Linked DNA regions of Mus musculus: region 2 is linked to region 1. A link is a loop called in an ENCODE intact Hi-C map of the cell type or tissue named here. Cell type or tissue: heart. All regions are shown on one strand. Links, peaks and the distances in the headings refer to the core of each region. The heading gives the core; the rest is flanking DNA. Region 1 holds the start of Hivep3 (human immunodeficiency virus type I enhancer binding protein 3). Region 2 overlaps Hivep3 (human immunodeficiency virus type I enhancer binding protein 3).

What was found. A loop is a pair of places that touch in the nucleus more often than their neighbours do. Peaks named below come from ENCODE experiments on the same cell type or tissue, not always from the same donor. Only the 100,000 strongest peaks of a DNase experiment are listed, where the experiment ranks them.
Region 2: it touches region 1 in a loop (2.1-fold over the local background); 6 of 42 quality-filtered maps call a loop at or near these places.

What each region holds. Positions count from the first base shown.
Region 1 is chr4:119,802,420-119,818,112 of GRCm38, reverse strand. It overlaps Hivep3 (human immunodeficiency virus type I enhancer binding protein 3), which reads right to left and starts at 3,435. Exons shown (of 9, transcript NM_010657.3): 1 at 3,323-3,435. In heart, for the core only: a CTCF peak has its summit at 8,664 (motif pointing right); a DNase peak (open chromatin) is centred at 5,122; H3K4me3 peaks cover 133 bases.
Region 2 is chr4:119,903,712-119,919,404 of GRCm38, reverse strand. The region is part of intron 1 of Hivep3 (human immunodeficiency virus type I enhancer binding protein 3); the gene reads right to left. Among named protein-coding and RNA genes, the nearest start is that of Hivep3, 97 kb to the right of the region's middle. In heart, for the core only: no CTCF peak of the experiment used is centred there; DNase peaks (open chromatin) are centred at 7,854 and 8,114; H3K27me3 peaks cover 843 bases.

The DNA.
Region 1 (15,693 bases), core at 4,235-12,234:
TATAGCATTGGAAATGTAAATGAGCTAAATACCTAATAAAAAATGGAAAAAAAAAAAAAAAAAAAAAAAAAGAAAATACATGAAAGTTCCAAGATCATTTTCTCAGGATTCTCAAACGTTAAATCAAAACTTCTCTAATAATATATAGTATAGTCCTATTAAATGCCAACCAAAGATCACCAAGTTCCCAGCAGGACTTCATAGTTGTACTATGATTTGATTGGCAAGCCTCTGGCTATCCAGAAACTTTAGGGGGTTCTGGTAGTCAGGCTATTTTCTTAAATAGCTGCATTTTCTCTCCAAGCACCATGCTAAACAGAAACCAACAACAACTCATTTGGTTTGTGCTCCTGATCCATCTGCCTTCTTAAACAGGGCACAAAAACATCCATTAAACTGCTCTTGGTATACACGGGTCAAAAGATGCATCAAAATATATAACATTTTATTAAGTTGCTTATATGCTTCTACTAATTTTAAAAGTCCACATTTTGGATTCTTATAGCCTTTAGACATAATTTTTCAGTTTCTCTTGTTTCTAGCTTTATTATATTTATTATTACTGATGTTTGGTTAAAAAAACTTCCCTAACCCTTTTGCCCAGCTTTAATGATTTCTCCAGATTTTCTAAGTGCATTTAGCAAGGCGCTTAGAATTTTAAATTAAATGCTGAGTCCTGAAAGAGGGTCTGAAATTCGCACCAACAATAGAATCAGGGTGAAGTTCACACCCACAGCCTGGTGATGGCTGTCTCTCTGCTTTACACCTCACGGCTGTGCAGTCCAGACTGGGTGGCACCTACAATGCCTCCCAGCTGCAGAGCTCAGGGTACTTTCTGATCTATCTCATCCTCTTCTCAAAGTTCTAGTCCTTCCACCAGTGCTACAGACGAAGAGCAGAGCTGCTTGCTCAGGGAGCCAGGTTCCCTGCCCTGCCTGTCCTGGTACAGTTAGGGAGTGGTAAAATGTGCCCTGGGTAGTAGACTGGAAACCGGTCTGTCAGGGCCTAGGGGAATAAGTAAATAAATAAATAAATAAATAAAACCCTGAAAGACACCAAGGAACTTGCTGAGCAGGAAGAAAGACAAGTTGAAAGCTATCTAGTTGTCACACAGCTTTCTTAATGTTATCTTCCATCAAGTTGAATCTTGGAATCTGCCAGGACTTCAGACTAAATGTATCTCCTCTTGCCTGAACCTTTCACACACTAAATGCCTCCCTGGCTCATTTGGCAGGGGTCCAAGAGCAGCTTACACTTCTGCACTCTGAGGAGGGTGGCCACTGCTGTAATACAATGGGCGGAGACAGCTTGACAATAGTGCCAATTGAGTACATCTTGATCTACAGAGCGCACAGTAGCAGTTAGCCTTTAAAGCAACAACGCTCCCATCACCCCCGCCCCCACCAGCCAACTGCTGTACCAGAGTCTTGAGGACCAGAAAATAATTTTAGCCTTAGGAGGTCAGATGTAGTCACCAGTTTAACAAACCTGCCCACCAGCCCCAGGAGGAACAGATAAGGAACATGATCTCGGTCTCTATATTAAGAGCTCTGTGGACTGTGGGTACTTTACAGAGTTGGGTGGAAGGGAGAACTAAACTCTCCTGCCTGCAGAGCTCCTCACAGGACAGCTATCCTCCTACCTTGTAAAACCTCCAATATTGCAATGCAAGGATGGAAAGGGCATCCAGCTCCCAAGGCTGCACTCAAGCAGATCCACCAACATGGGGCTCGCTCCACCCCAGAGAAAAACTCTCCACAGCGAGCAGGACAGACTTTTCTTTGGCCCTTCCTCTGGAGGCACCTAAGTGGCTACCCTAGACCCAGTGTCCTTTATCCTCTTGAGTTAGGAACCTGAGGGCCCCGCAGAGGTGGCTATATCCTTCTCCATGAACAGAGAGGGGTGAGATTACAACACAAAGTTCAGACAAGCATCACCTGGGCAGAAATCAGTGGGAAAGTTTGAGATCAACACCAACCCAATTCTGAGACCTCTGTCCTCAAGCAAGAATCCTGCTCTTTGCCTGTGTTCTTGACCCTCAAATTGTTCAAATGATTCTTCCTTGTCCCCACATGCTTCCTGCTGTCATCCCACACATAATTACATAAAGACATTATAAACAACAAAAGCACCCAACTTGAGTGCAGAGGGCTGATGCTAGTATTTGGGCACTGGGTCTGATCATTAGTTGGGATTACATAATTACATAAACATGGGTTGGAGAACACTTCTGTAGAGGTTAGTTCAACAAATGCCTTGTTCTCATTCTCCCATCCCTCCACTCCCCACCCCCACCCCAACAACAGAAGGCAAGCCTGGGTTAAAAAAAAAAAAATCAAAACATGCCTGATATCTCCGGGGCACCTGGCTACCGCCTTGCAAAACCAAAGGCTGCCAGAACTTTTGAGATGCAAAGCACAAAGAGGACCACAGTACCACTCCTCTAAGCCAGCAGGCTCTTGTGCAAACATTGTCCCCAAAGTTCAAGGGCAGGTCAAGCCACAGAAAGGGTCCTGACCCTGACAAGCAGTATAAACCAAACCAGCCAGCTTCAAGGAAGTCCATACAGATCTCTGAGTTCCTCTACTCCACTACTTCTGTCCCAGCCACCAGTCTGGTTGCCCATCACCTCCCCAGGGGCCGTTTGTCACCAGCAGTGTTCCCATTTTAAAATATGGTGAAATGTGGGACATCTAGGAAGGGGCACCTGCTTTATTAGTGACAGGGCAAGACATTCCCCCAACCCCCACTCCCACTTCAGTTTGGTGTGGTGTAGTGTGCTTTGGGGAGAGGACTGACAAGGTGTGATTCTCCCCTCACCCCCCACCCACCCCCGTGGAATCGTTTTCAGGGGGTGGCAGGATTGCGAGCAGGGAGAAAAATCTCTCCCTTCGGTCCTGGCACCCAGCATCAGACCAAAATGATCCTTCTACCAAGCACTTAATAGACATCTCTGGGGCCTGACCCTTCCTAGAGCAGCAGCCTGGCCCAGGAGCCAGGTCTGCAGCGCAACGCAGCCGAGCTATCGCGGGGGGCGCGCGGCGCGCACAGGGTTACAGCCCAGCCACGGCTGCGAGTGATTGACGCGCGGGGGTCACTTGAGGTTCGCGCTCCCCCAGCCAGGCCGAGCGCGCAGACCACCGCGCACACTGTGGCCACCCTGCCAGCCCCGCCACCCAGACACCTGGCGTGAGAAAGGCAGCGACAAAATGGAATCCCAGCACTGTGGCACTTCCCGGTGGCGGCCGCGGGAGAAAACACAATCAGGGAAAAATAAAGCGCAAGGAATCCATCCGCGGAATAAAAACCCAGAGTCCCCTACCTTCAGCCTTGGGGTAGCAAGCTGGTCCTGTGTGTTCTCTGACCCACGGATCCAGCACCCTTCTTCAATTATTCCGGTCAGTCGGGATATTGTGCATTTTTTTTCATAAACACCTGTTTCAAGTAAGGGGTAAAGACCTTATTGAAGGAATTGCTCTTAAGAAATAACCTGTGCGTATGTCTGTCCATCCAGGCGTGCATGCGTGTTTGTATACACACATATGCACACGGAATACTCATGTACACTGGAGCACCAAACTAGGCAGGGGGATAATGGGAGAGTCGGCTGGTGGTGAGCATGCTCGCGCCGGGAACAGATCCACCCTCTGTTATTCCTCTGAATAAATATAAATCACGATCAGAAACCCAAACAGAAGCATCCCTCTTGAATTCCTGCTGGAAACACGGAATAAATTCAGCCCGCAGACACAGAATCTAATCAGCAGCTGCTTTCTGAATCCAGAGCCAACCCATGCCCCGCTTGTCTTTTCCACTAGGAGTCCAGACCTTTTTTTTTTTTTTTTTTAAGGGGTTTTAACCTTTTAAAGATACAGTACACCAATTATCACTTGAATAGCATGGCTGGGAATACTGAAAGAAGGCAGGCAGCACCAGGCCTATTGCCACACAGGGCAAATAGCAGGCAGTAACAATGTTCATTGACATCCATATATCTGCACACATGGATAATACATTACATGGTGGGAGAAACATATGCAAATACAGGATATATGCGAAGCACATGTTTGTTGCATGATGGGCTTCCCAATGATGAATAGCACTGCACATGAACACTTCTAAACATTCATGTTTAATAGGTCAGACTCTCGGCAGACTTTTCAAAACAGGGGTCACCCCTCTGGGGTCCCTTATTGCTCCTGAAGGGCCAGAGTGTCACTGCTGAAGGCAGTGAAGTGTCTACTGAAGCTCACCCTCCACCTCCAGCTTAATCCCAGAGCATGCCTCCCTGCCCTGCCCTGCCCCGCCCCGCCCCGCCCCGCCCCGCCCCGCCCCGCCCTGCCCTGCCCCGCCCTGCCCTGCCCTGCCCTGCCCTGCCCTGCCCTGCCCTGCCCAAGTCTCAGGGAACTGAAAGGTGTTCCCAGCCCACAGGATGGTTCTGGCACCATTTCTGATCCACCTTGAGATTCAGCCCCAGTTCCCGTTCTAGGACAGGTTTTCTTCTACTTACATCGGAAATTGAAACTGCCACCTGGGCTTTGGTATTTGACTATTCTGATCTGGCTCCTCTTTACATTTTTGTTAGCAAGGTTTCATTGCTGTCATTGTTCTGTTTTTAACTTTTTTGGGGGGGGCGGGGTCTGGGGGGGGGAGGTTGGAACAAAGTTGAGCATGAAGGTTGAACAACAGTGCAGGGAGATAAACCACCCCCAGCCTAAACTGTGCATGCCAACTACTTCAGCCACCCAGATGGCATCTAATCCAGTTTTGTTTTAGCTTTTAAAGAGGTACCACTGAGAAAAAACAAAAAGTAACTTTACTCTTACTTGAAAGGAAGAGCCTTATTTCAAGCCAAGAGCCCCAGAGGATCATCCCGGGCATGCTACCTGCCTCCTGCTCCTGACCATCAGCAGGCTCCTCCATCACTCTGTGCCTAGGGCCACTCTAGGACAGGTCCCTCCAGCTCTAGCCCCAGCTCTCATTTCCTCTTCTGGTCCTGCCAGGCAGACCACTGAAACCCATGCCTGGCTCTCTCTTACCTAGCCCTGTTTGCCTCACCCTCCCAGCCAAAACCAGCCCCCTCCCCTCCCAGACTCTTTAGAGAAAATTATCATATTTCATGTGTCATCGTCCTGGCTAGCTGAGTCTGTCACTGATTGGTTGGGCACTGGCAGCCGGAAATGTCACCAGCCACACAGCATGGAGCTAGCTCTCCTGTGGCTACCACAGACCTGAGCTTAGGAGGCTTGGTGACAAGGCACAGACCTACCACAGGGAGCCTGTCACTCTTCTCAAAGCCTCTCTTCTACCCAGACCTGGGGAGGGGGGGGGTGCAAAGGAGGCAGGAGTGTCTGCCACTGTGGTGTTAAAGGAAGAGGAGCCGCATGTTGTGAAAAAATGAAAGATGTCTCTATCCCTGGTGAAAGATCCAGGAAGAGTTCCTGACGAAAGCATTCTTTCTTCACATTAAAAAATCAGGAAGACTCGAGAAAACAATTTTTATTTTCTGCTGCTCCTCTCCCTCTAACACTACAGCATCAAGCAAGAATCATAATATGGTCAAGCTGTCAGGAATTCAGAAGGAGATTTGGGCCCTCTCCAAATCTCTTTTAAGGGCCCAGCTCTCAATTGCCCCTGCTTGGCCTTCATGCACTCTGAAGCCCACAGCTTTTTAAGACTCAGTTGTCTTTGTAGAGACCCACAGGAGCCTTGTCTTCTGCAGATTTAAAGCAACTCAGCTCCACACTTCAGTCATACCTCATCCTGTTCTCTGCCAATGCTAAGCCCCATCTCTCTAGCTAGAAGCTCTAGACTCCTCCCCTAATTCCACATATAGGCCATTGGTTTGGTGAATGATAAAGGGGGCTCCTATGTTTTCTTGTTCATTACCCCCCCCCAAAAAACCACTTATGTGACCAAAATGTCAGTGGTCCTAGTGGAAACCAAAGGATTGTACCATCAAGATGTAGGCATTTGAAAGAGTAAAAGATTCAGAGTCGTGAGGTGCGGGGCAGGAAAGTTTGTGAAGATTCTGCACAGACCTTGAAGAAGTCATTGCATAGGTTCCCAGGAAAGGGTCCTAGAAGGTTCAGGCTCAGAAGATGGAGGCTGGAGGACGTTTATGGGTATAAAGAAATGCAGAGACAGATCAGGTCATGGGGAGCAAGACCAGCTCACTAAAGACAGAATGGCTAGAAACGGAAGCTTTTTCAGAGCTTCTTTGCAAATTGGGAATTTTGTTCCTGATATAAGTAGGAACTAAAAATGAGGAGGAGCAGGCAGGGTAGGTAGCAGCTCCCTTGGAGGCCACTAAAAATACTCCACATATGCACACAGGAACACACACACACACACACACACACACACACACACACACACACACACACACACGAAGGATAAAAGACTTCAGTAACCAGATAAAGCACAGAGCATGTGCAAAGGGGTTGGGATTACCCAGCAGGAGTTCTGAAGGAATAGCAGCACCAAGGAGAAGCAGAAACACAGAAGCAAAAGGCTGTCCCCTTCAGCTGAAGAGTTGGATGCAGGTCACAAGGTGTGCTGGCAGCAGCGTTGTTGAGCAAGCAAACACATTCAGAGATGCAGAACCCCAAGAGCAAAGAGACACAACCACAAACGTACTCAGAAGGGAGAAGGAGCTGACTGCGTAAAAGAAATAAACTCAGAATGACTTTCTGGTCCCCTTCTAAAATGCGGCTCACAGATACACCCGCACAATGCTTACTGGGGACTCCAAAGAAATGCACTGAAACCACACTAGCTGTCACACTAGCATTGCCCTCTGTGTGACGATAAAATAGAGACAGGGCATCACTGGCATACCCTTTATTAAGAAAAGCTTCTGTAGGTAACTTGAAGATCTCTGCTTAAGCAAGGGTGAAAACAGGCCAGGAAAATGAACTCACACAAAGAGAGGTTATTATGTAAGAAATGTAATGTGGAATGAAGCCAGGTAAAATGTAAAGTCGAGTACAGAATTGACAGCACATAATTATTAAACATTTTGAGAAATGAGAGTCAAATGATTTAAATATGTAGTATTCCCTCTCTTCTGTAACATCACCTGCTACCGATTTCATCACTTACCTATAAAAGAACAGAGAGAGAGACACAGAGAGGGAGAGGCAGACAGACAGACAGACAGACAGACAGACTTTCCAGTTTACAAAGTTTTGATAGAGTATTTGGTTCTAAGTTGTTCTATTTTCTTATTGGTTATTATTACTAACATTCTACAGTGTCCAGTCTACCTTCTTACCTACTAGCCACCACCTATTTGTTTTTAAAATACAAGTCCCAGAATTAAACTTATATATTAATAAAACTGAGAAATGTTCAATGGAGATACAGAAGCAGATTCACAATAATAACGATAATGATGATGATGATGATGATAAACAAGACTGAAAGGATCATTTTTGTAGGGTAGACAATTCCAGAATGGCTCTTCTTCCAAATACCACGTTAAAGTAACAGTAAGGACGGAGGTTGTTGATGATGGATGTTTGTTTAGAGATGGTATCTTGCTATGTAGCCCAGGCTAGCCTTAAGCTTCAGTTCTTCCCTCCTTGGCATCCTGAGTGCTGAGTAATGCTGGTGTACATAACGTACCCAGTACAGCTGAAATACCCAACGAGAAAGAAAGCAGGAGAAGGGCCACTGGCCGGGAAACCAGAAAAGGAAGAAGAGGCTTATTTGCCAGTTAGAAATACATAACACTTCAGTGTTACAATAACCAAAAGAGCCTCACACTGCAGAACCTGCAAAACAGGCTGGTGGACTGAATATGGCCAAGAAACAATTTGACTATAGTTTGTCATGTGAAGGTAAGACATGAAGGCTGAATTTTAAATCCGTAGAACAAAGAAATCATTATCCAGTAACATAATAATAGTATTTGTCTATGGCTTGTTGAAAAGAATTATTTCCTTTAACCCATGCCTTATTTAAAATCTTTTTTCAGAAAAAGAGACCTCAAAAGATAGATAGATATTATAGTTTACTTGATGCCATAAAGTTATTTTCTAATAGTGTAAAGAAAATCTGAGGTCATCCAGTCTATGCAAAATCGCATTGGGAAAGGCTAAACAATGCCCCCCACAGATATGTGCTACCTAACGCCTGGAAAATGAGCCTTACCTTAATACAAATGATGTGAATAAATTAGTACTCTGGATATGGGAAGGTTATTCTAAACAAACTAGGAGAACTCTGCTTGGAATCACAACGATCTTTTGTAAGAGACAGGAAGCAGGCAGAGAAGTCATGGGATTACAGAGGTCAGGATCAGAGGGATGCAGCCAGGCCAGGACAAGTCAGAAGCCATCAAATGTAGGAAAAAGCAAGAACAGAATCCACACACACACCTGACCCCCCCCCCCCCATCCCCCTCAAGCCTCTGGAGGGAGCTTAGCACTGTCCCTGTCAACGCTTGCTTACCACCCAGTGAAACGGACTGAAGACTTCAGATGTCCAAATTACGAGCAGGTGAACATGTCATCTGACGGCATCAAGTTCACGGTATTCAGTCACAGACTATGAAACCCACCGCAGTGAGAACTGCAGGGATTCCAGTAAGTGTTCCCTCTTACTGGGTGCCAGGCACTACTCCAGGATTTACATATCCAAGACATTTAATTTGTACACAAGGGGGCAGTAGGGAGTAGCTGTGGCTAAGGCTACTGTAACCTGGGTTATATTGCTTTCTCAGTTGTCAAGCAGAGGTGTTGTGGCTTGAACAGGGAAATGTGCCTTCCAGAATCATGCTTTGAACACTCACCCCAGTTTCTGGTGCTACTGAGGAAAAGGGGTGGTGCTGAAGAGCCTTAGGTCCTAAAGTTTAGGAGGTAAGTCCTAGCTGGCTGAAGTAGGCCACTAGAGAGGGGACTCTGAGGGTGTGGTCCCTAGTTCTGGCCACTCTGTTTCCTTGTCTGCCATAATGGGTCTCTGCCACACACCCCCGCTGCCATGAATCCCACCATGCCTTCTCTGCTGTGATGGACTGTACCCTTCCAAACCATAAGCAAAACAAAACAAAACCTTTCATCTAATAAGTTGTTTCTGTCAGAAATTTTGTTAATAAATAATAATAAATAAAATCAGCTAATATGAGACATAATGGTGACACCTACCTCCTGGCGCTGTGGAGAATAAACTGAGGCTAGCTATATAACATGCCTGATTATAGGTTCTCAAGTGAAAAGCAATAACTAGAAAGCCCTTGAATATTCAGCACTCTGGTCTGCCTTCTAGAACTTTCTCTTACCAATTCTCCTTCTTCTCTCTTGATACAAACAAGATTTGAGTCACTCCTAATCACCAAAATATTCCTCAACTATTCGAGAATGCTGATCAAGTCCTCGGGAATGTGAGCTGGTCCAGGCTGAGATGCCTCTGGTCATCATCTTTGGCTCACCTGCATTTCTCCGTACATTCACCAGCTCCCTGGAACACAGACTCCTACATTCTAGATGTGACCACCATGCTTCTACTAAGCATATATACACAAACTACAGCCCTTGGGACAGCCTGATTTGGACAATTCACATGATAAGTGTGCATTTGACATTATGGAAGGATCATAAAAGTATAAACACAGGGGAAAATTGTGACAAATACCGTATGTGACTGGTCAAAACTAAATGTTTGCTGTTTTGTTCTTTGTTCTGGGAAAGCTAGCTATCTCATTCTAGAGACTTCTATATTTCTCTCAGTACAATACACAGTTGCTCAGGTTTTTCTGGGAGTAAGACTACATTGATGTGCATGCTGGCTTTATTTCAAGCCTGCTAAAGTTCCATCAGCATACATTCTTCTCCTCCCATCTTAGTAGTAACTCAGCTATTCACCACCTAAGACTACATTTCTCAGCATTCCTTGTAGGTGTGTCCTGGGGACAGGCTTTAGCTCTGAGTTGCAAGCTCATGTACACTGAGTAGTTTTCTGATCAGTCCTTGAAGGGAAAGATCACACTCTCCCTCCAATTCTCTTTCCTGTTCTCTGGAATGCAGGCTTGGACTTCATGTGGATGAGACTGACTAAGCAGGAAGACAAAGGACCCTGGGTCTGTGGTGCTAACATTCTATACAGTCTTGGTTATCCTCAGTCTCGAAGAAGGAAAGTAATCTTTAGTTTATAAAGTTCTTTCAAGTCCTTGGGACAACAATTGAATCTGGGGATGAAAGCAATACAATTATATTGCTCTTTATATCTGTCTATCTATCTATTGATTGATCAATCTGTTTGGTTTTCTATCTATCTATCTATCTATCTATCTATCTATCTATCTATCTATCTATCTGTAATTACTGCTACTGAGTCACACTCTTTCCTGGTCTACACTCACACCATAACCTTACATTTACTTATCCCACTTACACATTATATTGTAAGAATAAACCCATCATTTTGCCCTGACAACTGGGACCTAATTCTGTTGCCCTAAGTGCGTACTATCCTTTCTAGTTTCATAACGTTCTTCAAAGGGCAGTTCAGTTGCCAGGCTCACTAACCCACTCAGCAGAACAGCTGATTAAGATTGAGTACAATGCAGTGAGGAGGACTGCTGTGTCAGTGTGTGCAGGAAGGAAGTGACAAGTCAAAACCAAGAGGCAAGTGGAGGAGGAGGAGGAGGAGGAGGAGGAGGAGGAGGAGGAGGAGGAGGAGGAGGAGGAGGAGGAGGAGAATGGAGAGGAGGAGGGAGAGGAGGAGGGAGAGGAAGAGGAGGGAGAGGAAGAGGAGGGAGAGGAAGAAGAAGAGCAAACTTTCTATGATCCAGTCTTCACACTGACAGCCTCCTCATTGCTAGCTCATTTATTAAATATTTTGACCATTCAATTGCTTTAGATTGAGTATAGGTTTAGGTTTTGAGGGTAGGCATGTACATATGTGTACATGACATGCATTTGTACAAGTGTGTGTGCACACATGTGTGTGAAGGCCAAAGGACAACTTTGGGTGTCATTGATCAGATGCTGGTACCTGTTTTATGGTCTAGAACTCATTGAGTAGGCTAAGCCTGATTGCCCTAGGGACCCCCTCCCCAGTCTCCTTCTCCCTAGCTCACTGCAATCAAAAGCATCATCAGGACTGTCTTAGTTGGGGTTTCACTGCTGTGAAGAAAAACTATAACTGAGGCAACTCTTATAAGGAACAACATTTAGTTGGAGGTAGTTTACAGTCTCAGAGGTCCAGCCCATTAACATCATGAAGCACTGCAGTGTGCAGGTAGACAAGGTGCTGTAAACAAATGGAGCTGAGAGTTCTGCATCTTGGTCATACTACAGCCAGACTGTCTCTGGCCAGACTTAAGCGTATATGTGAGATCTCAAAGTCCACTTCCTCTAACAAGGCCACACCTCCTCCAACAAGGCCACACCTCCTAATGTTGCCACTTCCCATGGGCAAAGCATATTCAAATCACCACAAGGATCCACCTTTGTTGGCTTCCCATGTGGACTGAAAACCAGCAGCTCTCCAGGAACCACTCAGGCCTTCAGTGCCAACAGGGCTTTGGAGGTATCCAGGCTTATAGCCGACCTCCCCCAGTTCTCATCTCCTAAGAGGGAGACAGACATTGCTAGTTTCTCCAGTTCATATCATGTTCCAGTCTATGGAGTTTTCTTTCATAATATATATTAATCCACCAGTTCTGTTTGTCTAGAGCAGTGATTCTCAACATGTGGTGTATGAACCCTTAAGCAAACCTATATCTCTGAAAATATTTACATTACAATTCATAACAATAGTAAAATTTCAGTTATGAAATAGCAACAAAAATAAATTTATGGTTGGGGTCAGCACAACATGAGGAACTGTATTAAAGGGTTGCAGCATTAGGAAGGTTGAGAACCACTGCTCCAGAGAACCCTGACTAGTACAGACAGCATACAGTCTATACTTAACACAGATTGAAAACTCTGTGGAGTGTTAGGGGGAGACAGACACTTTCAAGTTTCTACAGGAGGAACCCGGCATCTTACTCACGTTCCATGACCAATTCTGACAATCCCAGTAAAGAACTAGTGCAGGCCTCAGCTTTAGAAAGCCACAGCCCCCTTATAAAATGTCACTAGACCCAATATCAACTAGACAGATACCAAGATCTCACACCATGGATTCAGTGTACCAAAAGCATAGCCTGAATGCACTCAGCAGGGCACAGAACAAGAAAAGGAGCTAACAGTCCAAAGCCTGGGTGTTTCTAGAGCACCAACTCAAAGGCAGACAGTTTGCTCAGCAAGTGACTCATAAGGTCTAACTTTGCTTATTTCACCCATCTAGTGAGACCCCACTTCGAGTATCCCATGCATAGCAGTCATGTTTCAGAGCGCCTCTGCTGTACTGAGACAGGCAACCTGGCTCCTGATAAGTTTGTGGTCCCTGGCTAAGCCAAGCTTGTGTGTGTGTGTTGGGGTGGGTGAGGTTCTTTTGTGATGACCACTGTCCATCCCAAAATTCTACAGACAGATGCTCGGCCATGGCTACAGAGGACTCTATAGCACCACAGGAGCAGGGTGTGAAATTTCAGTCATACTGAAATAACAACATTAACAATGCCGTAACAAGGAAAGGTCATGAATAAACACTGCAAATTCATGTAACTTATCGTGGGGGATCAAAACCTAGCATGCCTTTAGGGACCAAGCACATAACTAAAATGCACATAACAGGAGTAAGCAAAGCCTGTGTATACTGAATTTAAAAGAGGCAGAAAGTTCTGTTAGTTAAGAATAGTGGAGTCAGATGGTGGGATGTGGGCCTGCATAGCTAACTCCAATGATCAGTCAACAAAAGGAGGGGAGGGGGGGGGCTCATCTCTCAATTGGAAAGACAAAGAGAGTACACTTTTTTTAAAATGCTTGTAGAGACATATTAATTTTTAAAACAATGTTTAAAAAAGAGAGCATGCAGAAATCAGGATGTCTCTAAATGAATGGGGCAGCTGACTTGATCACAGTATTTCTCAAACTGCAGTCCTAGGAGCAGAGTCATGGGAGTGCCCAGGAACTGCAAGCTGGTCCTGTAGATCATGACAGCCCCCCAGGAGACAAGGTGGCCTCTGCCTCTTTCATCAGGGCCTATTTTATCTAAAGTTCACCCAGCTCTTTCATCATTTTTAATTCATACAAGATTTCTACAAAGAGTCTTATATACCCTTCCCCTAGAGTGCCTCATTGTTAGCATCCTCTGTAACCACAATAACAATCAAAATCAAGAAAGTGGTGCTGACTGGCGCAACACCTCTAACTGAATGGCGGGGTTTTCTCTAATGCTTACATAAGAGGAAATGTCTGACAAGCATGTATACAAAACAAAGCTACATTACAGCTTATCTTCCAGGCATCAGTGATGCCACTCTGGGCTGCTGCTCCTCCTCTGTCTCCTGGGACCTGTATTACCACTCAACCTTGGCTCTGAAGCCTCTTGTCCTTCTGAATAGCCTTGCTTAGGTTTTGTGGGCTGTCCCCCGTTTGGACTTTTCTGGCACTTACTCATGATTAAATTGTACTCAGGAGTCTGGGGCAGGACTAGTATAGAAGTGCTGTGTCCCGTAAGAAATAAAATAGGATGATGACGGCTCCTTTTAAAATAAAAGTGTCTTGAGTCAGCTTAGGTCAAATTACTGATAAACAGAAACATTGCACACCTGTCATAACCGCTCTCCCAACTGCCGAACTCTCCTACCCAAAGTACCTTAGAGTAGATTCCTGGCAGCCACGCTTGCCCTCTGACCCACAGACATGACAAGGGCATGTGCCTGATGAGCTATGAAACAAACAAGGTGTAATGTGGAGAGATGAGCCCAGACAGTTTTGTTAAAAGACAAAGTCCTTTAGGGATGAGTGACACCATGTAAGATTGTACCCCGCTGATTCCTCAGCTGGTGAGAAAGGGAAGAAGGGACTTACACTGAAACAATAAAGGCTTAGCCGGTACACCTGGCATTCTAGGCCAATGCCCAGCTTCACGAGGTGGTAGAGAAACTTCCCGAACCCCACTCTCCTGAGCTGTCAGTACTCTTAGTATAAAACGATGACCCATATTTCCCACTCTGTATCAATATACCGTCACCATGTCTGTTCGTCTTATCATTGGCCATGCCAACCTTGGTGGCATCTGCTAGGTTTCTCCACTGAGAAGTGTCTCATTCTCTCTGTCATTGAGTATTTTCAGGGAATCTCAAATGTCTGGTGATTGCTCACCCAGTAATTTGGGCATTTGTGTGGTGAGCTGTCTGCAGTAAATACGGCCAGCTGTAGCATCCTGAAGGTGATTTCCCCTCCCCGCCCTTCTCTCTCCCCCTCCTTCCTCTGTATTAGCCATCAGGATTCTTCATCAAGGAGGACCCTCATTTTCCTCCCATGGAACATGGCGGCTGTTCAGTACTTTTTAATCATGACAGATTCATGAATTTTGTTCTTTAAGTTATGACCTAGCACGTCCTTATTTAATTTTGATTCAAATTCTTCCCATCTAGGCCATGGGCAGCTCTTTCAAACTGGCTCCTGTACTCAGCCTGTTCCTACCGGTGGCAGTCAGCACTGCCTTACTTTCCGGTACAATGAGATAGTCGGGGCCTTTCCGTGTCTTCTGCACGCAATTCTACAGTGATTTTTCTAGTTTTTAACAGACATATCCTGAATGTTAGAGTTAGAATTATAAAATCAAATACTTAATTTGATTTTGAGGTGTTATTATAAAGGCATCTAAGTTTCAAATATAAAGAAATTTATATTAACAATATAAATTTGGGACTGGGAGATGGCTCAGTGGCTAAAGCACTGGCTGCTCTTCGAGAGGACCCAGGTTCGGTTCCCAGCACCTACAATGGCAGCTCACAACCATCTATAACTCCAGTCCCTGGGAATCCAACACCCTTTTCTGGCCTCCAAGGACAATGTACACAAATGGTGCACAGGCAAAACACTCACACACATAGAATGAAAAAATATTTTTAAAGAAATATGACTGACTTTATCATCTATCACCTAAACTTATTAATCCTAGGACTTTTAAATATATAAGTTCTTTGTCAAACAGTCTGCTGATAGATGTGGTTTTATTTATACTTTTTCTAATCTTTATACATTTAATCCCCTCTCTTGTCACAGTGTATTGATTTTGGATAGGTATTAGGGGAGAGAACAGTGTTTAGTCTTTGACTATTAGGTCTATTGTTAGGAGTGAGCTTTTTCCTTGCTTGTTTGCTTGCCTGCCTGCCTGCCATCCTTTGTAAATACCTTTTTTTTTTTTTTTGGTGGTGGGGGGGTTCGAGACAGGGTTTCTCTGTGTAGCCCTGGCTGTCCTGGAACTCACTCTGTAGACCAGGCTGGCCTCAAACTCAGAAATCTGCCTGCCTCTGCCTCCCAAGTGCTGGGATTAAAGGCGTGCACCACCATGCCCGGCCTGTAAATACCTCTTACAAGACCAAGAAAGTCCCCTTCTTAATCCTTCTCTGCTGTGAATTCTAACCATGAATTAACATTGACGTTTCCAAGTGTTTTTCTAAGAACACGGAAATAATCATATGGTTTTTCTTCCTTGGTTCTGTACACATGTAAAATTACTTAGATTTCCCAGCCCTGAACTATCTTTGAGTCCCAAGGATAAACCCCACTTAGCATTTATGTATATTAAACATATGTAGATACACTATTATTAGGTTTGACTTAG
Region 2 (15,693 bases), core at 4,391-12,390, 100 kb before region 1:
AGATATCACCCACAAATGCCTCCTCCTGTGGACTGGGACCAGATCTTACGCTACAGATCAAAAGGTCAAATTATAAAGTACTTGAAGATGGTTCAGTGGGTACGATCATGGGGTCCTGAGTTAAAATCTCCAGCACTCATATAAAAAGAGAGGCACAGCTGCATGTGCCTGTAACCCCAGTGTTGGGAGCGGAGACAAGGCAGACGGCAGGAGAGTACTGGCCAGCCAGCTCAGCCTAGCTGAAATGGTGAACTTCTGATTCAGTGAGAGACTCTGTTCTAAAAGAATACATCAACAAGCCACAGGGAAAGTCACCTCTGCATGCTTGCACATGGGTGCATGCATCACACACCATGTGCTCACACCATACATATAACACCACATGGACACACGTACACACACACACAGCCACTCACACGCACTCAGGCACATACCTAAGGAGAGCAAATGACTAAAGCAAAGGACTCTAACTTTTAGAGAAAGCAGAGCAAAAAGTAGGGTCCTCCTAGGCAGTCCTTATCGCCATCCACGGTTATTTTACTTGCATGGCTTCCTAGAAGAGGAACTTAGGAGTAGAGCTGTACAACTATTTGATGCCTCTTGACAAAGCACACGCTAAACATGGGCTGTGTCCGGATGCTCACACCCTCCCCCATACATTCAGATTTAACAAGAATAGCAATGAAAGGAGCTTGCAAACATAGCAGATGAACGTCCACCTCGTTATTTTAACTTGCCTTTCTATTTGTTTATTTGTTTTTAAAAAATATCTCTATGTAGCTCAGGCTGGCCATTTAGATTGCCCACTTTCAAAGTCCCTCCTTCCTCAGCTCCCGCCCCCCCAGACTACTGGGATTATGAACCACCACGCCCAGGTTAGTTTGTTATTTTAGAAAAATTATTACCAGGCTTTTATATTTACTTACTTTTCCCCTTTTTTTGAGCATTGCTGGAAAGGCTGTTTAGACATTTTGTAATTTTTGGAATAATTTTAGAATTGTAGGAAAATCACAGAGAGGTCCCATAGTCCCACAACTCACATTTCCCTAATGTGACTCCAGGTTTTATTTGGATTTTGACATCTTTCCCACAGAAGTCTTCCTTCTATCCTGAAATCCAAGCCAGGGACTCGCACTACACCTAACTGTCTCTTTCCTGTCCCCTGGCTGGTCATGGACACCTTGGTGCATCTGAAGTGTCCTTGTGTGGTGTTGTGCAGGATGGTGTGATGTCCCAGTCTGGGCTAAGGACGCTTGAGAAGTGAAGACCCCTTCTCTTCCAGTTACTCTCAGGGACACAGGCCTAGAACTGGTGATGCTAACCTTGATCGTGGCTGAGGTGGTATCTGCCAGGATTCTCAGCTGTTATCAGGATTCTCAGCCAGGTTTTAAGAGGAGGAGCTTCGGGATCCGTCTGCTGGAAGGGGAATAGTGTGAGTATTCTCTAGATTCTGTATAGATCTGCTCTGCCTCCCTTAAGTATTCACTTATCCAGTTACTCAAAACAAGATACAAAAATACTGCTTTGCAAATAACAAATCTTATGATTTATCTTGAGCTCAAATCATCCAAGCGTGGAGTGGGCTTCCTTTTTCCATCGCGTTATCAGGCAGCTGGAAAGATGGCTCAGCTGCCTTTGCAGAGATGCGTTCCCAACATCTACACAATAGTTCACAACCATTGATACCCCGTTCCAGGGGCTATGACTTCCCTCTTCTGGCCTCTGGAGGTACTACATGCACATGGCATACAGACACATGGAGGCAAACACTCACATGCATAAAAATACATCTTTAAAGCAACAAAAACAAAACAAACAAACAGGCAGGTGAGGCACATCTATAATCACTGCAACTGAGCAGTGGGACGGAGGAGGGAAGATCAGAAGTTCGAGGTCATTCTCAGCCACAAAGTAGTGGTTCCCAGACCAGCCCGGGCTACATCAAACTCGGCTTCAGAAAATCTAATTAATAATGAATTAACTTTTTAAATGAAAGAGAACTTCGAGTAGGGAACTATTTGCAGTTTTAGAAGCCGGAGTGGAGAGATACCCAGTCACTGCAGCCAAAGGCATTCCTCTGGGGAAATCTGGCGTTTCTGCAAAAGCCTAGTAAAACAAAGGGGTTGTAATCAAAACAAATCTAGAAATATGTGAGTTGTATATTAGTCAGCATTCTGTTAGAGGATCCATAGAGTGAATAGGTCTTAAAAAGAGAATCGGTTAGGTTGGCTTACACAGTACAGCCTGGGTAGTCCAACAATGGCTCTCTGCACACTGGAGAGGTTGAGGACACAGGAGCTGCTCAGTCCACGGGGTTGGAAGACTGAGCTTTCCCACAGGTTGTGCTGAATGCCCACAGATCCCTGGAGAACCGATGATGTTCAGTTCACACAAGAAGGCTCAAGAATCAGGGTCCCAATGTCAGCGAAGGATGCCAGAAGCACTCACCAACAAAGAGGGGACGTGGGCAGGAAAAATAGTAACATTGTCCCCAGACATCCTCATATCTAAACTGCTGCTGGAAGGTGCTACCCACTCTAGGGAGGGTCTGTGTCTCAAGTAATCTTTACCAGAAATGCCCTCATAGATGCACATAAAGGTGTGCCTCTTAATTGACTATAGATCCCGTAAGTTGACACCCAAGATTAAATGGCAAGATTAAGTGAGTTCAGAGTCAGCACTGAGGTCAAGGGCCTCATAAGCTTTCTCATTTGTTTCCAGACAAGCCCTTTGCACAAGGGCTTCATCCTGGTGACCTGCAGGCATTCACTCTGATGTTTGCATGGAGAAACCCTTCCCTGTCTGTCACAGACACAGGGTACACTAAGCGTTTCTGTCCAGGACCGAGATGCTCTTTGCCCTTGTTTCCACAGAATGTGTCAGCCCCTCTCAAATCCTGCTCATCTTCCAAGACATAGCCTGCCCATCTTCCTAATGACATGTGCGTTTCCCATGCTTATTTAGCCATAGGTTCTTTGAGCCAAGTGACATCTAGAATACCTGTCTTCTGAATATCAAATCCAGGAAACGTTAGCCTCAGGATAGGCTGAACTCCACAAAAGTCTGCTAAAGCCATCCACTGTCTGCAGTCCACCTCCATTTTCTGGATCGTGGTGGTGGTGGTGGTGGTGGTGGTGACGACGACGACGACGACTATGATGCTATTGTCTCTCTCCTTTCTTTCTCCTGACACTCTCCAGCTATTGGCAGGTCCTTTAACAAGATAACTAACTGGTTGTGAACCTCAGTGGGTTTGTCTATAATGTTCCATCTTCTCCAGTGCTTGTCCCTGGTATCCTCTCAGGTCAGCTGCCTTAGGATGACGATGGCACACCAGTGTCTGTGTCCTGCAGCATGTGCCCCATGCCTTGCTAGCATTTTTCTGGATTATAAATGTGTGTTTCTTGCCTGTGCTCTCTCTGCAGCCTCCTATCAATTTCATGACAGGCTCCCATTTTCCTTCCACATATTTCTTCTATTTTTCAAACTTGTAAAATTTAGTTTTTGTTACTTGCAAAACAAAGAAAATCCCTCACCAACTTCATCACTCAGAAAAAGAAAAAGAAAATGGGGCTGGTGAGATGGCTCAGTGGGTAGGAGCACCAGACTGCTCTTCCGAAGGTCAGGAGTTCAAATCCCAGCAACCACATGATGGCTCACAACCATCCGTAACGAGATCTGACTCCCTCTTCTGGAGTGTCTGAGGACAGCTACAGTGTACTTACATATAATAAATAAATAAATCTTTAAAAAAAAAAGAAAAAAAAAGAAAAAAAAAAACAATTTAAGAGATGCTATGCTGAAAACAGCCAGGTCCGGTGGGCCAATTCTCACAAGATTCATGCTAGGAAGAATCGACAGAAACCTCCAGCTTGAACTGAGTGGTACCTGAGGAGGGCCACACAACCCTGTCCAGGGGCTGCCTGCATCAGTCTGGAGGGCATATGTCCTCATTCCTTCTGGCAGTTGTGCTCTGCAAACAGCTTCTCCCTAGCTCAGGGACAGCCAGGGACCCAGGCATTGGTGCCTGCACTGCTGATCCACTGCGTTCATAATGTGTCCACAGTAGCCATGTGCAGAGGCTTCCAGGAGGTTCATTTGCTCTCTCAAAGCAAAGAAAGGTTGGGATGAAGGGCTGAGCTGTCCCAGGTGCTGGTCAACAGGACTAAGGACTCCTTTACTCCACACATGGGCCTGCTTCTCTCCCCTGGAGCCCGAGTGGTCTTGAGTTTTGTTTTCTCTCAGAGAGTGCTATACCAGGTATGGCCATGCTGTAAGAGTCCTAGAAGCTTCACTGTCCTGGGAATCCTGAGCCCAGCACATTGTGGGGAAATCTGGTATGATGGCTGGTGGGTAAGAATCCATGTGGGGGTCACCAGGTGCTTCAGCTTGGAGCCAGCACCCAGACCGGACGCATGTGGGTGGGACTTTCTTCTTTGTCCAGTCCAGCTGAATGCAGCTGCGGGGTGAGTCTATCCTAGACCAGCAGAGCTATCAGCCAGATCTGGGAGCCATAAATGTCACAGCTTCAGCCTACTGAGTTTGGGACCATCTTCATGCGACACAAACGAATGAAGGGAAATAGAACACAAAGCCTAGCAGGGAGCTATTGAGAGGTCAGTGCTCTTAACCGCTAAGCCATCTCTCCGGCCCGGCATTTCTAATTTATGTTTAGGTAAATAAAGTTTGATGTTCCTCTCTGGTTCTGTAGGGAACCTACAGAAGCAAGGCAGCACCTACTTCACTAAGTCTGCAGAGCTCCCTGGGTGTTGTGGATACAAGGACCGAGGAGGCTACCACACAGAGGTAACAAGCATGACAGCATGGCTAAGGACACACTCTGAACGTGGTGGGTCAGAAGCCGAAGCACAGAAGCCTTGCTGTGGCCCCTGCCTGCCACTGAGCTCCACAGCAGCTGTTTGCAAAACAGAGCTGGCACTGGCTGCTGGAGGTGAGAGGCTGGGCTGGGCTGGGCTGGGCTAGGCTGGGCTGGGCCCTTTCTGCCTTCTCCGTGAAGTCCTGGGCAGTCCCTTCCCTGAAACAAGGAAGAGATTAGCTCCTTTGCTTCTGATCCTTTCCCCTCCCTTTCTCCTCCATTATCCAGCCCTGAACCGTGACTGGGCAAAAGAGACTATGATTAATGCAATCTGCACTCTCATAATTACCAGGTGGAGTTAAATGATGGCCCCAAAGAACTTAGAGCACAATGAAAGAGGGTTGGGAAAGAGGCAGTGCCATTTAGATTTTCCTGGGGTCAGAGGGGAGACTAAAGTCTGAAGGTGCAGGGAGCCTATCCTGAGCCCCTAAGGAGGCAGGGACTTCAGGAGGAGGAGGTGAAGAGAGGACTTAGTGCAGGGTAGGAGGATGAAGAAGGCATAATATGGGCTGGGAAGATGGTGGCATGGATAGAGGGCTTACTGTGCAAGTGTGGAGGCCAGGGTTCAAATCCCTAACGCTAATGTAAAAAGCTGGGCAGAGGTGGCAGCCGGGCAGCAGCCTGTGATCCCAGAGTTAGAGTTCAGAACGTGGAGAGAGATGATCACTGGGGCAAGCTGAGTAGCTAGACTTGTCTAATCAATGAGTCCTAGATGAGCATTAGCAAATAATGTAGGAAGTGATTGAAGAAGGCACTAAACTCTCCGTCAACAAAACTATACTTAGGCCTGCACACATGTGAGCCCAAAAGTATATGAATACAAACACACATCACACACTGTACGCACACATACATATACCACGCACACACCACCCACCACACACACACAAACATATCATATACATATATACTACACACATACATATGCACACCACACACACATACACACACCACACACATACACACCACACATATGCACACTACATGTATACCACACACACACACGCTACACATGCTACACACACACACACACCTCATATACATATACACTACACACATACATATGCACACCACCCACACACACACACACACACACACACACACACACACACACACTACACACATACCACATTACATACCACACACACCTATCACATACACACACCACACGTGTACACCACAGACACACACACACACACGTACACATGTACACACCTCACATAAAGGCACAATAGCAAGGAGCAAAAGTCCCCTCCCCTGCCACAGGTAATTCCTTGGGAATCATCACTCCCCTCCTCTCTGAGGTTTCCTCTGTCCTTCTTCCACAGTCTCCAGAGTGATGTCGTTCTTCCTGATCTGTCCTGTCCAGCCCCATCATGGCACTACACAGAGAACTAGAGCTACTGAGTCTTAAGAATGCTGCTAGAGTAGTGGATCTCAACCTGTGGGTCATGAACCTTTCCAGCCACTTATCGGCTATCCCACATAGCCAACGTTCACGTTACAGCTCATAAAAGTAGCAAAACTATACTTATGAAATAGCAACAAAATAATGTTATGGCCACTAGTCACCAGGACATGAGGAACGTATGAAGAGGTCCCAGCATTAGGAAGGTTGAGAACCACTGCTCTAGAGAGTGGCTGCAGAAACTCTAGCAAGAAGCTTGTATAGTGTGAGCATCAGCCATTGAGGAATATGCAATGAAACATCTCAGCTATCCATACTATAATGTGCTTGGAGCCCAGATGCAGGCTGAAACCACCCTAAGCTACCAAGGACATGAGAGAGCCAGCCCACAAGGACACCAATACTTCTAGAAGGTTTCTTTTTTGTTTTAATCTCAAAAGACAAAGAAAAGAGTTTAGAGACTCTGGTGTGGGTATGTCAGAGGGTAGAACAGGGGTGAGAGGCTGGGGGGGGGGCAGGTAAGGAGTTGGGAAATGCAGAAGAGACATCATGACCTAGACACCCCTTTGGGACCTGACCCTCTGGCTGCTCTGGGAGAAAGTGTCTATGAACTTAAGCCCTCCCTGCTCCTGGCTGGAGAGCTGGGTCACCTCCCTGTGAGTCACTCTGTCCTCTGACACAGGGCCACCACTTCCCTGGTCATTTAGGAAGTACCCAAGCAGCTTGGGAAAGCAGTAGCTAGAGACCACAAGTTCGTTCCCTTTCCACCCCTGCCGCCTCCCAAGCTCTTCTGTCCACTGCAACTTCACTCAAAATGAGGTGGGGGCAGGGAGGGAGAAGGAGGCTGTGGTCCAGGGCTCTACACTGAATCCATGGTCCTTGAGCCTCAGGCTCCTTATCAGTGAGAATGATCAATGATAATTTAAGAAAAAGTGGGTTGTAAAATTGTAAAAATTGACAGTCATTTAGAAAGTGCCAATTAGCGGGAGGTTTCTGACTTTCCTCTCTGACATCCTTCCAGACACCGATGGATCTCCTCTAAGGCCCAGCCTCGTGCTTTGCCTGGCCTTCCATTATGAAATATCCCTCTTTATGATGTGCAGCTAGTCTCTCAGGAATGGCAAGGGATCGAGGGCACCACGAGAAGGAGTACAACAGCCCGCACCATGCTCGCTGCCCACCTCGTGTGCCAGCCAGCGGGTGCCCAGACTGTGTGGATCCTGGCTCCCCTCTGGTCTTAGCGCAGAACAGAACTGACCCCAGGCAGAGATGTTGAGTCCACCTCCTTTTGGGCCAGGCCAGAGCTAGGGCAGACCCAGACGGTGACAACACCCGTTTTATAACAAACAGGAAACCAGTTCACCAACCTCAAAAATAGAACAGACAAAGCCCCCAAAATAGGAGGCTGGAGCGTGGGGCAGCTCAGGTTTCTCCACTTGCTTCCTGATGGGTCGCAGAGCATGTGTTGTTGTTTTCAATTTCGTGAGAAAAATGCCTGGGAGTGCCCTTATAGAGGTGACTTTGCGGAGTATGTGGGCTGAGACCAGGAGGTAGGCTACCCAATCAGGCTTCTTGACCTGCCCGGGTTCCACCTCCTCAGGCACTGGTCCAGCTACTGACAGTTCCAACCACAAGGGCCACAGAAGCCCTGACCCCTGTCTTGTCCCTGGCATGTAAATAGAGTGAGTCTCTCATATCCAGCATTATGTCTCCCTGTGGCCCCTTACCTGTGCAAAGTCATCTACCCTCAAACTGTTTTCACAAGTCCCCAGAGACCCACTGGGTCATGCCATCTAAGGACCACGCTGACAAGAGACAGCAGGCATGCCCTCCACTGGACCTTGACAAAGACATGGAGCCCGGCCCATGCTGTTTCCTTGGCCAAGAACACTCTTCTTTGGCAGCATTCCCTTAGAAGCATTCTTCCTGGAAGGCCATGATTACCTCAGCGATACCCTTCAGCACGGTGCCTCAGCATCCCCTGCTGTGTGTCAGCTCTCCGCAGCCTCTCAGTCTCTGCATCTAGTACACTTAGACCCCATGGATGAGATGACCGGCAAGTGACCAGCCTCTCCCTCTTGCTGTCATTGCTTAACCCAAATTGACTTATCATCTCTAGCAGGCTTATGTCTCGCCCTGCCCTGCCCCATGATTCTATTGTATTTTCCTTGATTTCCATGTCAACTTCCTTTTCCTTTCATATAGAATGCACCTTCTCACATCTCTATCAGGAATAAGGTAAGAAAAGCATGACCAAGCAAGCCACTCCCACTTAGACTGTACACACCTGACTTCTCCCCAGCCACTCTGCATGGGAAGGCTTCCCTCCCGGAGGTCCTCGAGGCTCTGTCTGCACCTTCCTGGGGAAGCACACAGTTCTGAACCTTATCTGTTTTCTTGCCATCTCCTCAATCATGGAGAAGGCTCTAGGTGAGGACTAATGGCTCATCTCTGCCACCCTCCATACTGGCCACCTCACTTCACCCCCATCTGCTTGGATAGCCATCAAGATGGCCTCAGAACAAGAAAGACATGATGGAGCAGAGCCAGAACACAGCAACATGTAGGATGGAGGCAGAACAGACCCCCCCCCCAGTGTCCAAAACTCATCCTGGACTCATTGTTATGGTCTTTCAGTCTGTGAAACACAGCTCCCACGTAAAAAAAACGGGAAAGGGAGAGAGAAGGAAATTGATTCCTTTAGGTCATCAAATAATTCACTGTGGAAGGCAGCTTCTTCTACACTATTTATGGCATTTTAAATGGCTCAATTCATAAAACTCAGTTCTTTAGAAAAATGCAGATGCATTCAACGGTGGCATCCTCTGATAGGCCAGTCAGAGCAAATGCTTTGCAGAACATAGCCAATCGAATCCTTATGTTCTTTTCTTTCTTCCAGTGCTAGAGATAGAACTCAGAGCCTTGATCATGCTAGGCAAGTACTCTACCACTGAACTGTACACCTCAGTCCCTAACTTACTTCCCATCCTTACACACACAAACATACACACATGCACCACATACCATACATACAAGTGCACACATACAACCCCCTTACATACACACCACACACATAAATATATACATATGCACACACATGTGCACACATAGACACACCACACATATAACCCCAAGCACACATGCACACACACACACACACACACACACACACATAACCCCAAACATACATACACATACACACATTTGTTAGAAAGTGGTGACAGCATAAAATGCAAGTGGAAGAACTAATTTTGTAAGAAGTTTCCAGAAGAAAAGGAGGCCAACTATCCTATCAAGCAAGGGCATACATCAACCATGAGGCCAGTCTCCCTCCCAGCCCTCTGGTGCTCATAGCATTAGAGTACATGGGATCTAAACTATGTAATATGCCCATTTGGGATCTGATTGGCCCGATGCTTTTAAACACCCCTAGTCTGATGCCAGGGGTGTAAAGGAAAGAGACAGTGGCATTTAACCTTAGACAAGTTTGGGATTCTTCACCTGAGCCTGTTCTCCCCTGTGTAGCCTAGAACGCAACAGCAGTTCCTCCCTCTTCTGCCGCTCCCCGGGATTACAATGAGGACAGAGATGGCACAAGAAGAAGGTTTGATTAAGTCATCTTGTCAGCCACAGAAGGCTTGAGAGAGGAGAGACCCCTTCAAGGAGGAGCCATGGCACTGTGGGAAAGGAAGGGGTCATCTCTTTCTAGGCTGTCTTGTTTTGGGCCTTCAGGTGCATGTGCGGAGGGACATCTGCTGGTTCCCAGATTCTAGTGCATTGTGGGATCCATGAGCAAAGGGTGACAGTCATGTAAGTAGGAGCAGCACACAGTGGGGGGACAGAGGGTGACAGTCATGTGAGCAGGAGCAGCACACAGTGGAGGGATGTGAGCAGGAGCAGCACACAGTGTGGGGGAGGAACACAAAGGGTGACCATCATGTGGGTAGGAGCAGCATACAGTGGGGGGGGGGACAGAGGGTGACAGTCATGTGAGCAGGAGCAGCACACAGTGGGGGGACACAGGAGAGCCCATGCCTCTCTTGGAGCTCACCTCGATCCCTTTCCAAAAGCTGCTCCTGTTTCCCAAACACCTCATTTTCCTACAGTCCCTAGCCAGGATCAGATGCTGTCTTCAGGGCTTTCCCACCTGTCCCCCTCTTACTGTGGATAGCCCAAACCTCAGATAACCCAGCTAGGGTCACTCCCCTGACTTTACTATGAGATAGACCATCCTAAAAACCCCCTGGCTGTTGTTTCCAACCCGACGCCATCCACCACCTCCTCTCTGAGAGAGGACACAGAGGTTGATCACTTTAGAGTTCACAGACTTGAGAATGAGTCCCTACAGTGCCACCCACACTTTTGGGGATCTTGGGCAAGTAGAAGAAAATCTCAGTTTTTCTCTGTGCTCCACGGGGAAGGGTGGCACTGGATCACATCACCTCACTCGGAGGCTGTAAGGAAGATGGAAGGCACGTGGTTCAACTGGCCTGGGCTGGGGCCTGAGTCAGTGGGACAGCTGTGCTTTCCTTCCAGAGTGCATCAGTGGGAGACAAGCCTACTGACAAGTGACGTCTCTATAGCACCTTCTCCTCCACCCCCACATGATGTCTCTTAGAATTGCAGAGTGCATCATCTCAGGGTCACTGGGGCTGTCCTAGACTACTGGGATGTCATTTGTTCTCTTCTGCCTACCCACCCATAACTGCCTCTCCTCTCTCTCTCTCTCTCTCTCTCTCTCTCTCTCTCTCTCTCTCTCTCTCTCTCTCTGCATACTGTTTTCTGTGCTCAGCTGCAGGATGGGTACGGTAGACCCTCTTCCCCATGGTGGGCAGATCTGTTCCATGACACCCACGGATGTCTGGCTTTCCTCTAGGCATATTACCACAGTACCAGAGCAGTTGGCCCTACTGCGTTTATGCCTTGCTGCCTCATCTCCATCACTACGCTCATAATCTGGGTCTGTTTTGGACCATGTAGAGACTGCCATATCCAGGGATCCACCCCATAATCAGCATCCAAACGCTGACACCATTGCATATACTAGCAAGATTTTATCGAAAGGACCCAGATGTAGCTCTCTCTTGTGAGACTATGCCGGGACCTAGCAAACACAGAAGTGGATGCTCACAGTCAGCTAATGGATGGATCACAGGGCTCCCAATGGAGGAGCTAGGGAAGGTGCCCAGGGAGCTAGGGGGAACTGCAGCCCTATGGGTGGAACAACATTATGAACTAGCCAGTACCCCGGAGCTCTTGACTCTAGCTGCATATGTATCAAAGGATGGCCTGGTCGGCCATCACTGGAAAGAGAGGCCCATTGGACACGCGGACTTTATATGCCCCAGTACAGGGGAACGCCAGGGCCAAGAGGGGGGAGTGGGTGGGTAGGGGAGTGGGGGTGGGTGGGTATGGGGGACTTTTGGTATAGCATTGGAAATGTAAATGAGCTAAATACCTAATAAAAAATGGAAAAAAAAAGAAAGTAAAATCAGAGTGACCTAAACCCAGCCCTGCAATGACCCAGTTGTTGGTCTGTTAAGGCCAGAGAGTAGGGACCATACCCTGCACGTATGGATACACTGGATGCAGCGAGGATTCGTGACCCAGGCAGGACAGAATGGAATGGCGAGAGATTTCACCAAGCTTCTCAGAACAGCATGCCATTTAAAATGAGTAAATTGTTTACTTCTAGAATTTTCCACCTAAAATTTCAGATTACAGTTGAACCAGGGGTAACTGAAACTAAAACTGGGTGGGGTGGGGGTGGGGAGGATACAACACTGCCCTATGACGTGTTTCCTAATTAAAAGTGGAATGTATCAATCAGAAAGCAGGGCTCCCAGCTTCCTTCTATCAGGCTGCCACAGCGCGGACTCATCCTGAATGACAGGTAAGAGAAAGAGACAGCATGGTTGGCATCCACAGGTAAGGGGGACAGAGGAAGGGACAATGGAGGGAGGGGGATGAAGGTTCCTTCATTGAGACACCATCCCTACAGAACACCACTGAGCCCCTGCTCTCAGGCACAGCAGCAAACAGCGAAGAGCAGAGACCGAAAGAGCCTGGTATCTCACCTGGGGCAAGGTGTGAGCCTCTATAGTCGAGTGTGAGAGGAGCTGATATTTTTAGTTGAAAAATAAACAGGAAAACCAAAGAAGGGCAATGAATCCTATCTGGAGGCGTGGTCTGGAAGGAATTCATGATGTCTGTGACCTGGGTCTGAACAGCGTGTTGGGGGGGACTGGTCAGGAGGTGATGGGGACAGACTGCAGGTGCAAAGGTGCTTGGGTGGGATGGGGAGGCTCCAGCTGCACAAGGCTGAGTAGGAGGGGGTACCCCCAAGGCCTCAGGTGTCTGCTTCACAACTCTACCCAGAATGATAGCTGCTCTAAGATCACAAAGGTCACAACCCTCATGCCAGCACCACACAGTCACAGGGCATTTGCAATGGTTTAGAGCATTTGGTTGACATTACTACTTTGAGTCCTCATGATAAGGATGAGGTGAGACTACTTGTCCTTTGGTATATATTGGAGATTGCCTCCAGGACCCGGAGGAACACAATCCACAGGTACTTCTAATCCCTTTCATAATGGCATAACATTTAAATATATCCACACAAGCCTCTCTGGTCTGTGAAATCATCTCTAGACGACTTCTCTCAAATGCTGAGCGCATGCTCTGTAAATGGCTATTGGACCGTCTCTTTTATGGAAGAAAGGGGGAGGAAAGCAAGTCTGTGCTGGTTCGGTATCAGTGTGACACCTCCACCCCACCTCTAACTATTGTCACCTGTGGTTGATTAGCTCTGACTACAGAATCTTTGGCCAGAGAGGGTCAGCTGAACTCTTGTTATCTTTGTTATATATGTGAAGGTACTAGGCCCAGTGAGAGCAGGCAATCTACTCATGATCCAAACCACAACCAAGGTAGAACTGGGCTTGAACTGTTCTTTCTGGTTACCCAGTGGTCCAGCTCCTCAGTCTCTACCTCACCCAGCTGCAATCACCCCCCCTGACCCTCACCAAACAGGGGTATATGTCTTTCCTAGTGTATCCCCCAAGCTGACCCTTGATGATCCCACCAAACTGACAGACTCTGGATGGGGAGAGAGACCACAGTTGAGTCTGGGCTGGGACCCAACAATTTGTTGACTCAATCAGGCAGATGTGGAAAAGGTGTTGTCATGGTGGCAAGGTTTCTATTCCAGGCGGCCAGGCCATAATTAAATGTCCTGACCCGCACACCTCCAATTACTGCACAAGAGCTGGTTTCCCGGCCAGTTAACTAGCAATTACAGAACCTTCCACCAAAATTCCAAAGCACTTAGTAAAGGTCACTTCTTTTATTTTTTTTCAGATTCGGGGGTAGAAGTGGGATGGGACTGTTGCCCAGATTACAAGTAACATCTATTATTTAAAACAGGTTTCTGCCCATAGCAAACTGGAACTGCAGCCCACAGGCTTCCGTGGTGACTGCTACAAGGACTCCTGTTTGTGGCATATTGCTGTAGGTCAGGTACTGTGTCGGGGGCTTCTGTGGGATACCACTCAGTTTTTACAAAACTGGAGAACTGAGTATTACTGCCTCCATTTTATAAAGGAATACGCATGGTCATAGAGCCACGCCTGGAGGATTTTGAATTTGTACTCGGTCTATTTGCCTCAGAACAATAGGCTCTTCTATTAGCATGAATTAAAGCTAAGACATCTAGTCTGAAGCTCAGAATGAGGCTGATTCTATGCTGTTCAAGGGCTATTGAGAAGTCTTAACATTCTTTGATTCTGGCTAATCCTTGATTGACTGGTGTGAGGGTCTTGTCCAGCCTCTGTAATGATCACCATGTTAGGGCAATGAGTCTTTTCCTTTGATTGTTGAGATAGACTTTTATATTAATAAGAGAGACTTGGGATGGATTAAAGACTCTAAGGCCTAGGAAAAGAAATAACAGGTACCAAAGATACCGTCCATACATTTCTACTTACCCTACAATGTTCCTGCCAAATATTACAAATCAATAGTAATTGGACCAGGTCCTTTCTCGATGCAGGTGTTTCTTCTCATGGACTGAAGTAGACCAGGAGATGCAGGTGCTCCTCCCCCATCCTTCTCACTGGTGCATGGCAACTGTAATTCCTACATGCAAATGTCTGCTGTGTGACTTGACACATGATTATTTCCTAATTTATGGATTTATGTTTTATAAAAACATCAAGTCAAACAGAATTTGAAAGTCTATCTAACCCACTCTTACAAACAGACTAAATGCCACTCTAGTCAGAATTACCCATGGAAATTTAGAGTATAGGGTTAATTATGAGTGCATCCTCCAGGGCTTGTACAGTAGATCCTCAACAAGCTTACAGGAGATGAGCTTGCTGGGGTTGGTGGGGAGGGTGGAAGCGAGAGACTAGGGAGAGGAGGGGCTCGGAGGACAAACCGCCAACATCACCAGCCCACCAGTGTTCACACCTGTCCCAAGCCTATAAATTAGTCTTCAAGTGCCTTGTTCCAGAGGAGAAGTGTCCAAACAATATGCTCATCTGGTGAGGAGGAACTGCAGTGTGCACACCAGATGCATGTGGGTGCATCTCCCTACACCACAGCCAGGCTAACTTATTCCGGCTCCAGTGTTCAGGACCAAAAGCCAGCCACAAGCATTTCACAGCCAGGTCTCACCCTATGCTTCACAGACAGTCTCCCAGCCACCCACAAGAGCTTGATGGATTGAGTAATTGGAGAAATCCACGTAAACCTGAGTCTGAAACAGCAGGAGTGGCTCTTTGCCTCCTGAGCAGGGCCTTTTGATTGCTTATCCCACCAACTAAATCACACAGAATGTAAGCAATGTGCTACCCATTCTGTATAAGAGAGCAAATGTCCACAGCACCTAAGTGTTAGGGCCTACAGCTGATTCCAGGACCCCCCAACTAGAGGTTAACAGACACCAAATGTCTATTCTGGAATCCTTGCTTCCAGGCCACTACCACCCCTTCCTGGAGTCTCCACCTAAGAGGAGAATATTGTCCTTTGCAATCAATGGCCATGTGGGTGGGGACTGGCACTAAGCCAGCCTGCCAGCCCCCAGCAAGAGGCTTAGCCTCATGAAGAACAAGTTGCTTGCCCCAGCTTTCTGTAAACCCATGGAGCTCTCCAGGGTACTGACCCTCATTCTTGTCTTGGGGCAAGACAAGAACAGACTATTCAGAGTCCACCTATATAGTTGTATTCTTTAAAAATGGCTCGCCATTAAACCATTTGTGTCATTTAAGAAGATTCTGTTGTCACTTTTAACCTCCATAGATCTTTCTGAGAGGCCAGCTAGCCTCTGTGGTGTATGGGTCGTGGACTGTCTTAAGAACACCGCTGTAGTTTTTGAAGTTACCAGATCTTCATCTTGGATCCT